Regions from separate parts of the Homo sapiens genome. Here region 2 is linked to region 1. A link is a loop called in an ENCODE intact Hi-C map of the cell type or tissue named here. Cell type or tissue: PC-3. All regions are shown on one strand. Each heading gives the region's core, and the rest is flanking DNA. Links, peaks and the distances in the headings are about the cores only.

Region 1 (5,387 bases), core at 58-5,057:
TGGCATATCTCACTTAAGTTTTAAAAGAATCATTCTGAGTGCTGTGATAGGGTGGGAGTGAAGGGGAGCAAGGAAGAGTAGAAGCAGGGAGAGTCTTGGAGGCTATTGCAGTCATCCTGGTGAGAGCTGAAGGTGACCTGACCATGGCAGTAGCAGTGCACATGATGAGGAGTGGTCAGGTTCTGGATATATTTTGAAGATAGAACTGATAGTACTTTTGGACAGACTAGACATGGGGTATGAGAGGGTCAAGGATAACACCATGGGTTTTGGCTTGGACAACTAGAAGGATGAAGTAACCTTCAACTGAGCTGGAGAAGTCTACAGGGTAGAGCAGATTTGGTAAGGGAAGAACAGACATCCAAATGGAGATTTCTATTCTGTAACTAGATGTACAAGTCCATTAAGTCACGAGACTGAATGAGATTACCTAGGAGTGAGTTTAGATAGAGACAGAGTTTAGATAGAGGACCATGGACTGAACTCCAGGGCACCAAAGTTCAGCTGTTCTAGGAGAGGAGAAGGAAGCAGCAAAGGTAACAAATAAAGATCAAACAGTGAGTTAGGAAGAAAACCAGAAGACAGGAGTGTCCTAGGAACCAAGTGAAAAATGTACCTCAAAGAAGAGGTTATGGTCACCTGTTTCAAGTGCTATGAAAAATGTCAAGGAAGATAAGGATTGAGAATTGATCATTAGATTTAGCAACATGGAGATCAAAACCAGGTTAAGTGGTAGAGGTGACAGCCTGACTTTAGTTTTGGAGAAAATGGGATTTTGTGTATTTCTTATTTAACAAATATTTGTATAACAAAGAGAGGTTAGGTAACTTGCCCATAGTCAGGCAGCTAGTAGAAGCAGTGGCAGATTTCAGGCACAGCCATTCTGCCTTCACAGTACAAGCTTTAACCACAGTGCACTGCTGCTTCTGTGTGGCTGGTAAGGCCAGTATTTTGAGGAGTTTTGCTGCAGAGAAAAGGAAGAGAATGAGATCAAGAGAGGTTTTTGTTTTCCTTTCAAATGGGAGAATTAGTAAGAAAATGATTCATTAGAGACAACAAAAACTAGTGAAGGAGAACAGGGAGAATGCTTGACAATGTCCTTGAGTAGGCAAGAGGATATGGGATCAAACACTGAAGTGGAGGAAGGGGTTGGTAGTAGGCAGAAGCATGGATATGTCATCCAGTAATAAGCAGGAAAGTACCTCATATGCCTTCCCTTTTATTACAGCAGAAGTGTCCCTTTTCTTTCAAAAGCCATCCATTCATTTGTCCTGGACTCCATTCTTTCTCATTTTTCAAGGACAGGTGTACATTTCCCTTGTACAGGTTGAGCATCCCTTAACTGAAATGCTTCAAGTGTTTTGCCTGTAGGATTTTTTCAGATTTTAGAATATTTGCATATACATAGTGAGATATCTTAGGAATGAAACCCCAGTCTAAACATGAAATTTATTTATGTTTCATATACAAATTCTACTCATAGCCTGAAGGTGATTTTATATAATATTTTAAATAATTTTGTGCACAAAACAACGTTTTTAATGTGTTTTGACTGTGACTCATCACGTGAAGTCAGGTGTTGAATCCTCCACTTGTCACGTTGGCACTCAAAAAGTTTTGGATTTTGGGTTTTTGGTTAGGGATACTCAACCTGTCATATATTACCCCATAAATATGTCTTAATATTATCCATCTTTAGAAAGAAAAAAACACTCTGATACATCCTACCTCCATCTCTACTTTTTTATCCCCCATTCTCTGTCAACCTGTCTGGTTGATTTTCTCCCCACCATATCACTGAAGTGAGACTTATAACATTTCTAGTGACCTACTTCTTGCCAGTGGTCTGAGGGTTCTTTGTCTACACCCCTTCGATGAATTTTTCCAGTCTTAGGGCTTTAGGTAGCTTTTACAGGTTGATGACTCTCAGGTGTATATCCCCCAGCCCAGACATGCCCATATAGCTCCTGTCCCAGGTGCATATATCCAGTTCTAGCTCTGCACACATATCTCTGGACTCACCTTGGATACCTGTCTAATAGGTATCTGATAGGTTTCACATGGACAAAACAAAACTGTGTTGCTTCTGCACTCTCACTCCCACCCTGAGCTTTCCCCATCTTATAATGTGGCACTGTCATCTGTTCCTGCCCAGATCAGAAATCTCGGACTCTTCTATATTTTTCTTTTCACATCTCACATGCCAGTCATCTTTTAAGTTTTGTCAGCTCTACCTCCAAAAGATATTCCAAATCTACTTGACTGCTATCTCCACTGACACAACCATAGTGCATCCACCCTTACTTACCCAGATGACTACAGGACTTCTTAACTGGCTTCTCTGGTGCTCTTCTTGCTGAGCAAGAAGTACATCCTCCACACGGTTGCCAAAGGGATTTCTAAAGTACAGTCAGGTATACATCAAATCATGCATACAAACCCACCAAGGGCTTCCCATTATAACCACGATAAAATTCAAATGCTTGGTCACATCCTGGAAGGCCCTGTGTGACCTGGCCCCTGCACATCTCTCCACCCTTATTTTCACCTCTCTCCCTCGCTTACAGGATGCTTCTGCCATGCCAGCCTTCTTTTGGCCTCTTGAACATGTTAGGCTTGTTCCAGGCATATTCCCTTCCCGGGGACTGTGTATGTATGTGCTGTTTCTTCTGTTTGGATATTCTTCCTACTCCTCCTTTGCCTACTGGCCTCATTCCCATCACTCTTTTTTCAGTTTGCATGTCAGCCTGTTCTCCCAGCATTATATTTACCTGAAACCGTCTTACTCTTTTATGTGTTTATTGTCTGTCTCTCATTAGAATGTCAGCTCATGGAGATTAAATAGTTCATTTTATTCGCTGCTGAACCCCTCCCAGCACCTGCCACAAGTGGGCACCAACTGACTGATGAATATAGCATATAAAATGTGAAGTCGGTTTGTACTGATTTGTTTTACTATGTTTTTAAGCTTAAAATTCTTCTGTACCTTTTAGACCTACTATTGTACACAGATTCTTAATTAAAGCAACAATAGAAGAAAGAATGCAGGCAATGCTGAAAACTGCTGAGAGAAGGTAGGTAATAATTTACCACAAGTAGAAGGGGGAAGGTTTTCCTGTTAAAAGTTTGTATCTTTAGAACTTCTTCACTTAGATGACAACGAAAAATATAGCACAAATACGTTTTTAAAAGCAAAGTCTGACGTTTTGCCTTTTCACTGTTTCCCAGTCAGTGCTCCAGACTTTGTATATTTGAATTAATTTATTAATTGTAACATGTAAATATAAACTATACTACATTCCTTTGCCACATTGGATCACTTTCTGAGGCTGGGAGTTCGAAACCAGCCTGGCCAACATGGTGAAACCCCATCTCTACTAAAAACACAAAAATTAGCCAGGCATGGTGACACGCACCATAGTCTTAGCTAGTCGGGAGGCTGAAGCAGGAGAATCGCTTGAACCCCGGAGGTGGAGGTTGCAGTGAGCCAAGATCGTGCCACTGCACTCCAGCCTGGGCAACAGAACGAGTCTGTGTCTCAAAAAAAAAAAAAAAAAAAACAAACTTGTTAAGGTTAATTGTGGTGTCAATCCAAAGACAAAACAAAAGCAGAGAGACTAAACCAGTCTTAATTTTAAAAGCTTGACTCTGGAATCATAGAACTTTCTAATATTTATGGTATAATTTATTTAAATCTTTTTGAAAACATAAATCTTTCTACATCTTTAGGAGGTAGGTAGGATTGGATGGTACCCAAGGAAGAGATTATTGCCTTAGAAGGGATTGTCACATAGCAAAGAAGCAATTTGAAACTAGAAATTTTCTTCCATTGATGGTTTCTGGGAAGGAAAGAGGCTTCCACAAGGGCCTTTTTACCTAAAACATGAAGGCTTTTTAAAGTTCTTGTTTTCCTTGTGTATCAGACTTCAGTGATTTTTATTTAGGTTGTTTTAATAAAATAGCAGTTATGAGTTGTTTGAAATTCTCTTGAAACAAATTAACTTCAGGTGGTAAGAAGGTAATTTGTAAGGTGAGAGCCTTAGTAGCAGTAGTCAAGAGTTTTATTCTTTGTTCTATTAATTGCACAGAGAAAAAACACTTTGACAAACACTAAAAGTAATATATAGAAATCTTCACTTTGACAAGGTATAACAAAGATTTTATCACTTGCTTTCCTCTGGGAGTTTCTTATATCCCAATTACAAAAACTTAAGAAAAAATATGTGTCTAGTTCGTATTACTACAAATATAATCGCTGATGGCTTGGGGTTTCTTTCTGACTGTGCTCATTTGGGAAACCTTGCAGTCACACGAACTCATCAGCAAAGCATTCAGAGGCCTCTGTCTTGACTGTGGCTGACCTGGCAGACCTATTTACCAAAGAAACTGAAGAGCTTGAATGAACTACACTTGATTCATTCCATGGACTTTAGTGTATTAATAAACTTTCATAGCTGTAGAGCAAAGTTACAAGTTTTAAAAACCCAGTAGATAACAGTAACACTGTTCCTAGTTGAATGAATTTGTTTATTGTTCTGGTTATACAGTGGCTTAGTACTTATTGAGTCCTTTTCAATATACTGTTTCCAAAAGATCTATAAAGATTCTTAATTTTACACTCCTAATAAAACATTTATTTTTTGTCCCAAATAGTATCTATATCTGATGATGCAAGGGAATTAAGAGAGGTAATGTGTACTTTTCTTATGATAAGATCACTCATAAAACAGTTGGAATAAGAAAGTAAACTAGTCTAGTTTTATATGACCTGGTATATTGAACAAACATAGATCTCAGTTTTGGAAGGGCCTTCAGTATCTTTAGCACATGATTCACCAATATCTTGTTAGTAATATTTTAAGTAGATGGTGAATTATATTAACCCATTTTTTGAGTAGGCTTATACCATAACTTTACACCTAGTAATTTTGCAGTAATACAACTCCTTACAATAAGTTAATGTTAGACAGTTATTTGTTTCTTCTGCATCTTGCTACTGAAAACAAAAACAATGAAAATATTCATATTTCTATTATGTGTAAAGTGGTGTTAGTGTAAACAGTTAACTCCAAATAGATTTTTTAATGTATTAATGATTACCTTAAAATTATCTGCTTTCCCTACTCTTAATTTTTCTTATTGTTAAAGTTTTTATATGTTGTAAGATTGATGTATCTGTAAATATTGCAGTTTTTATGATTTTGTTTTATTATAACATGGAAATATGGCAGGGTTTTTTTTTTAATCATTATTATACTGATGTCTTGGATTCTTTTTCTTTCCCATGTTCTTGTGTAACTAGACTTTTTAGCCAGTGATATCTGAATTCATGGTAGAGTTGTTATTTCACTCCAGTTGTTCCTCCCTTAAGCACGAGTCTTTGACCT
Region 2 (5,387 bases), core at 219-5,218, 180 kb after region 1:
CTGGTTTCTCACAATCTGGCAATTATTTACTTTTGCCTGCTCTTCCCCTGCCACTTCCTATCTTAGTACTGTACCATTTTCTTGGATTTCTGACAAAATCATGGCAGTTTTAGTTCTACAATAAACCATGATACATTCACTACATTGACTTTGGTGTAATAATATGGAAACCAATCAGAAGTAGTGTCTTAGCCTTTTCAGGCTGCTATAACAAAAATACCTTAGATTGGGTAATTTATAAACAAAAGAAATTTATTTCTCACAGTTCTGGAGGCTGGGAAGTCAAAGATTAAGGCACCAGTATTAATAGATTTGGCTTTCTCTTTGTTTCCAAAATAATACCTTCTTGCTGCAGCCTCACATGGCAGAGGGGAAAAGGGATGAACTCATTCCCTCAAGCCCTTTTATAAAGACACTAATCCCACTAATGAGGGTGGAGCCCTCATGACTTAATCATTTTCCAAAAGTCCCTACCTCAATATCATTGGATTGGGGATTAAGTTTAAACATAAATTTTGGAGCAACACAAACACTTAAACTATAGCAAGTGGCCTCTTCAAATAATTTATATTTATTATATAATTCTTAAACATAGCAAGCAATTATACAATATAAAATTATTGAATGTATTTGAACAAAACCATCTTATTAATACACAACACTAACACATGCGTATACACATTCCTTTGGATTGGGAGTACAGCGGCATATTATTTTAATCTCTATGTGTTGTCTGCCATGGTCTTTTAGTGCATTGTAGGTATAGTTGCTCTGTTTTTCTCCAGTGGCTACCTAGGCCATCAGTGTTGATTGGATTTAGTATAAAGGCTTTCGTTAGAGCTTCTTGTCTGAGACTTAACCTTCCAGCATTAGCAGAGGGAAAGAAAAACATGCACCCTTCCAGCTGGAGCAAATGTTATTGAGCTATAAAAATAGCATGCAGTTTAGTGAAGTTACATATTTCGGTTATATATGTGGTTAGTGCACTTTCTGGCTTTGTTGTCCTCACTCAACTGTTTGCAGGTTTACATATATATAAATTAGGTAACCTAATGTGTTGATTCTAGGTATAATTTTTGTACATCAGGCTCTGACACACCACCTACCTGGCTATAGTTTTGTGTATATGCCCAATAAGCAACCCTACAGTGTAATTCCTGTTAAGATGTGGGATCCTTCATGGGATACAGGCAGCTCTTATGGATTTACACTGATAAAGTACTATGTCCAGAACTGGGACTTTGAGTCTTAATTTATACTCACAAACATTCTAAATACCTTTTCTCTACTTGTCTAATATGTAGTCATTTGCATCTTGAATATCTGAAACCTAAACATTCCAAGTCTTCCAGCCTTCTATGCAAACCCCTTCTTTTCATATTTAAATAAATTGCTTGAATTCCCATCACATATACAGAGAGATCTGATCTCTTTCTTCCATGTTACCCAGCACCATCTTTCCTTGGTATATCTTGGAAATGTTGGAGCATGGCAGGCGATTACTGTTTACCAGTATCCATGTCCTCTCCCCAGGGGAAGATTGTTCTTCTTTGCTCTGTTGAAGAAGTATATCTTTGTTATGTGGCTTGCTTTGGCCAGTAAAATATGAGAGGAAGTGCTGTGTGTCATTTCCTGTTGCGTTGCCTCATTCTCCTTTCTCTTTGCCAAGAAATTGTTGCTATTTCAAATAGGGATTGCCTTGATGGTCAGCATGAAGATGATGACAATGTGAACAAGAGCCCCTAGCCAATCTATAATGAACTCTAACATGGGAGATAATCAAACCCCTGCACTTTTTCTTTGTTTGTTTGTTTTGAGACAGGGTCTCAGTCTGTCGCCCAGGCTGGAGTGCAGTGGCGTAATCTTGCCTCACTGCAGCCTAGACCTCTCTGGCTCAGGTGACCTTCCCACCTCAGCCTCCCAAGTAGCTGAGACTACAGGTGTGTGCGCCACCATGCCCAGCTAACTTGTGTGTGTGTATGTGTGTGCATGTGTATATCTATCTATCTCTATATATATCTATATATCTGTATCTGTATCTATATCTATATATCTATATTTTGTTGTTTGTTTGTTTGTTTTTGGTAGAGACAGGGTTTCACCATGTTGCCCAGGCTGGTCTTGAACTCCTGGGCTCAAGCCATCCACCCACCTTGACCTCCCAAAGTGCTGGGATTACAGGCGTGAGCCACTGTGCCCAGCCCAAACCTTTGCTCTTTTATACCACTGATACTTTGGGGTTGTTATTACAGCAAGCCCTAGGACCAAAAACAATGCCTGTCATGTAGCAGATGTTCATTAAATGCTTGATAAATATATGAACTTGAGCAAGGCACTTTCCAGAAATTTCAAACTGGAATACACTCCATCTTCCTTCTTCAATGTGATTATGTGCCTGGAAATTTGTAACATGAGATAAAGATGCAACGCTGTCTTAAAGCATAAGTTTTTCTAAAAGACATTTGAGGAAAAAAGCATTATTTAGAAATTAAAACAGACACATCTATCTTATGGAATAGTACACAAATCTCAAAGGAATTTTAAAGGAAAACTAGAAGTCTTCTAAGAATATTAATACCATTTGGGTACTGCCTCAGGTTATTTTTCCAAGAACCCTTGGACGTGATAATCTTTGAGTCTCAGTTTTATCCTCTATGAAGTACAATATTTGGACAAAGATGGAGGTGTCAAAGGCTTTTTAGGAGGGGTTATATGGTGTGAACAGCAGTGAACTGAGAGCCAGCAGCCTTGGGCTTCAGTCCTTGCTTTGCTGTATAAGTATAGGACTGTCAGGTCATTTAATCTTGAAATTTAGACTCAGGAAAAGATGTACTAACACTTCCGCTATCTGTCCCACTGGATTTTTTGAGAAACAATACATTTTAGAATACTTTGAAAATTATTAAACTCTATTATTCCAAATGAAAAGCGATAGGAAATTCTTAAAATCTTTTCAAATTTGAATACTTTATTTATATTCTGTTTCCACTGGGTGGCAGTATTTCACTTGCACTCTACTGTAATTTTTATAGTTTGTATATAATCTTATAGAAAAAAATTTGATAACTATTTTAAATAAGTACCTCATTGTTTCCCAACCTTATCTTTCTCCTTTCTCATCCCATGCACTCCCTTTCTCTCAAAGAATTCAGATAAACCACTACCATTCATTTAAAAAATCTTTAATGAAGTAAATGTGACTGCAGTCTCTTTAAGCTTAGCAATTTATTAAGAACTTCTGCTTCATTTGGGAATATGTATTAGATAGCTTAATTTTGCTCAGATATAAGCAGATTACTTTGATGTAGGTAATTAAAAGTAGTTAAAAATAACCTACAAAAATCTTGCTATTGGTTCTTTATGACAATTTTAAAATAATGTTTTTAAAATTAAGCTGATGGATGTCCTTTTTAACTGATAATACCAGTGATGCCTATTTTATCCTATCATCAGAAGATCATCACACAGTTGTTATGTGAAATCCTTGATGTTTATGACATGTTCGAGAAACACTTTATCATGGTTTCATATCAGTTAACTTTGTGTCAGAATTTCCTAGAAAATTAGTCCCACAAGATGAGTTAAATAAGAAAAGTATACTTGTAAAGCTTGGTGAATAATTCCTTGCTGACTTTTGTTGATATTAAGGTTTTGAGGTAAGTAATGGCATAAATGTGTTAGAGTAGTTGTATCCTACAGCATGAAGATCAGAGTCATTCAGCAGCGTAATGGATTGCTAGTTTTCACTTGTAAAGAGACTATCAGTGCAATTTTTAAACTGACATAATCACTGTATTCTGTATAAGAGAGTAATTGCCTTGAAAAATTAGGCTGTTTAAAGTTGTTTATAAAACTTGATGTAGATAGAATAAATATTTTTAAATGGCTAAAATGCTATGTAACATTTTAATTGTTTTGTGCCAAATCTTTGCTGTTTTCAGGAAGAAAAAAAGGAAGTTTTTTTTTAAAGAATATCTAAGGTCACATGTGGTGGCTCACACCTGTAATCCCAGCACTTTGGGAGGTCGAGGCGGGCAGATCACAAGGTCAGGAGATCGAGACCACCCTGGCTAACACGGCAAAACCCCGTCTCTCCTGAAAATACAGAAAATTAGCTGGGCGTGGTGGCGGACGCCTGTAGTTCCAGCTACTTGGGAGGCTGAGGCAGGAGAGTGGTGTGAACCCAGGAGGCAGAGCTTGCAGTGAGTGAGATGGTGCCACTGCACTCTAGCATGGGCAACAGAGCGAGACTCCGTCTCGAAAAAAAAAAAAAAAAGAAACATGTTTATCAAATTTGCTGATAAGAGAAAGTTGGGAGAGATAGCTGGTATTTTGTTTAAGATGAGCACTATTCAAAATATTTTGTCCCACAGATAGGAATAAACCAATAAGAAGAGATTAATAAAAGTTAACTCTTACATTTGCATTAAGTTATTTTATAAAAATAGAGAACAAGAGAAATTGCATTGATCACAAGTCAAAGAGAAAAGAGTTTGTAGTTTCAGTTTTAGGGTAAAGCTAGCATGGTTGGGCAGGGGTTGGGCAGAAATTGTAAACTATGTGAGTTACTGAAAAATCTTGTACCTTGGAAACACATAAGCCCAAGTGGAGTTACTGTTATTATGGTCTTGTCTTGATACATATAGGTCTGAACAAGGTTATTGTTAAAATAATTTGAGTTTGTTTTAGTAGTATACCTCTTTTGCATTAGTGTACAGTTTTGCAAAGACTAGGAGGACTGGAAGAGGTGTAAGGTAATAGTTAAGAGCTGTTACTGGTTGTTGAACATCAACTGTGATAGTTTCTATGTTAAATCTTTTAAATGGATTATCTCATTGAATTCTCTCACAACAGCCCTATGAGGCAGATAGGCATTTTTCTTTTTCTTTTTTTCTTCTTTTTGCAAATAAGAAAACAGACACAGTTTGCTTAAATGATTTTCTCATTACTGTTTACAAAGAGTAAATCATACAACTTGGAATGAAGTCTGAGTCTGAATCTTGAGCCCATGCACTTAACTGCTATAAAATACTGTCTTTCAAGAAAGAAGTTTTACGGAACCTACAAAGGAGAGTTTCGACAGAGGGTGGTCACTCTCATTAAGTATTGCACACAGGTAAAGAAATGTGAAAAATTATTATGGAAACTAGCAGATGACTTTGTTTAAAGTTTTTTTTCCATAGAGCATTGAGTGCAGATGCCATATTGCAGGACGCTGAAGAATGAATAGGGAAGTAAGAGTGCTGGGTGAGCACAGGGCTAGCTAGAGGCAAGAGAAGGCAATAAGAGATGCTGTTGGGCAGAGATGATTGGAAACCTGGAAGAGGAGGGATTTGGGGAGATTTAAAGCCAGGAATAGAATGAGAAGATTCTGTGTTATAGCGAAG

Evidence for each region. Peaks named below come from ENCODE experiments on the same cell type or tissue, not always from the same donor. Only the 100,000 strongest peaks of a DNase experiment are listed, where the experiment ranks them.
Region 2: it touches region 1 in a loop (5-fold over the local background); 3 of 110 quality-filtered maps call a loop at or near these places.

What each region holds. Positions count from the first base shown.
Region 1 is chr6:145,885,707-145,891,093 of GRCh38, reverse strand. SHPRH (SNF2 histone linker PHD RING helicase) reads left to right here. Exons shown (of 30, transcript NM_001042683.3): 29 at 2,994-3,074; 30 at 4,307-5,387. The coding sequence ends at 4,403. EPM2A-DT (EPM2A divergent transcript) reads right to left here. Exons shown (of 3, transcript NR_038246.1): 3 at 4,509-5,387. Among named protein-coding and RNA genes, the nearest start is that of FBXO30, 74 kb to the right of the region's middle. In PC-3, for the core only: a CTCF peak has its summit at 2,879 (motif pointing right); no DNase peak of the experiment used is centred there; H3K27ac peaks cover 947 bases.
Region 2 is chr6:145,701,983-145,707,369 of GRCh38, reverse strand. The region is part of intron 1 of EPM2A (EPM2A glucan phosphatase, laforin); the gene reads left to right. Among named protein-coding and RNA genes, the nearest start is that of EPM2A-DT, 30 kb to the left of the region's middle. In PC-3, for the core only: CTCF peaks have their summits at 2,746 and 2,961 (motif pointing right); no DNase peak of the experiment used is centred there.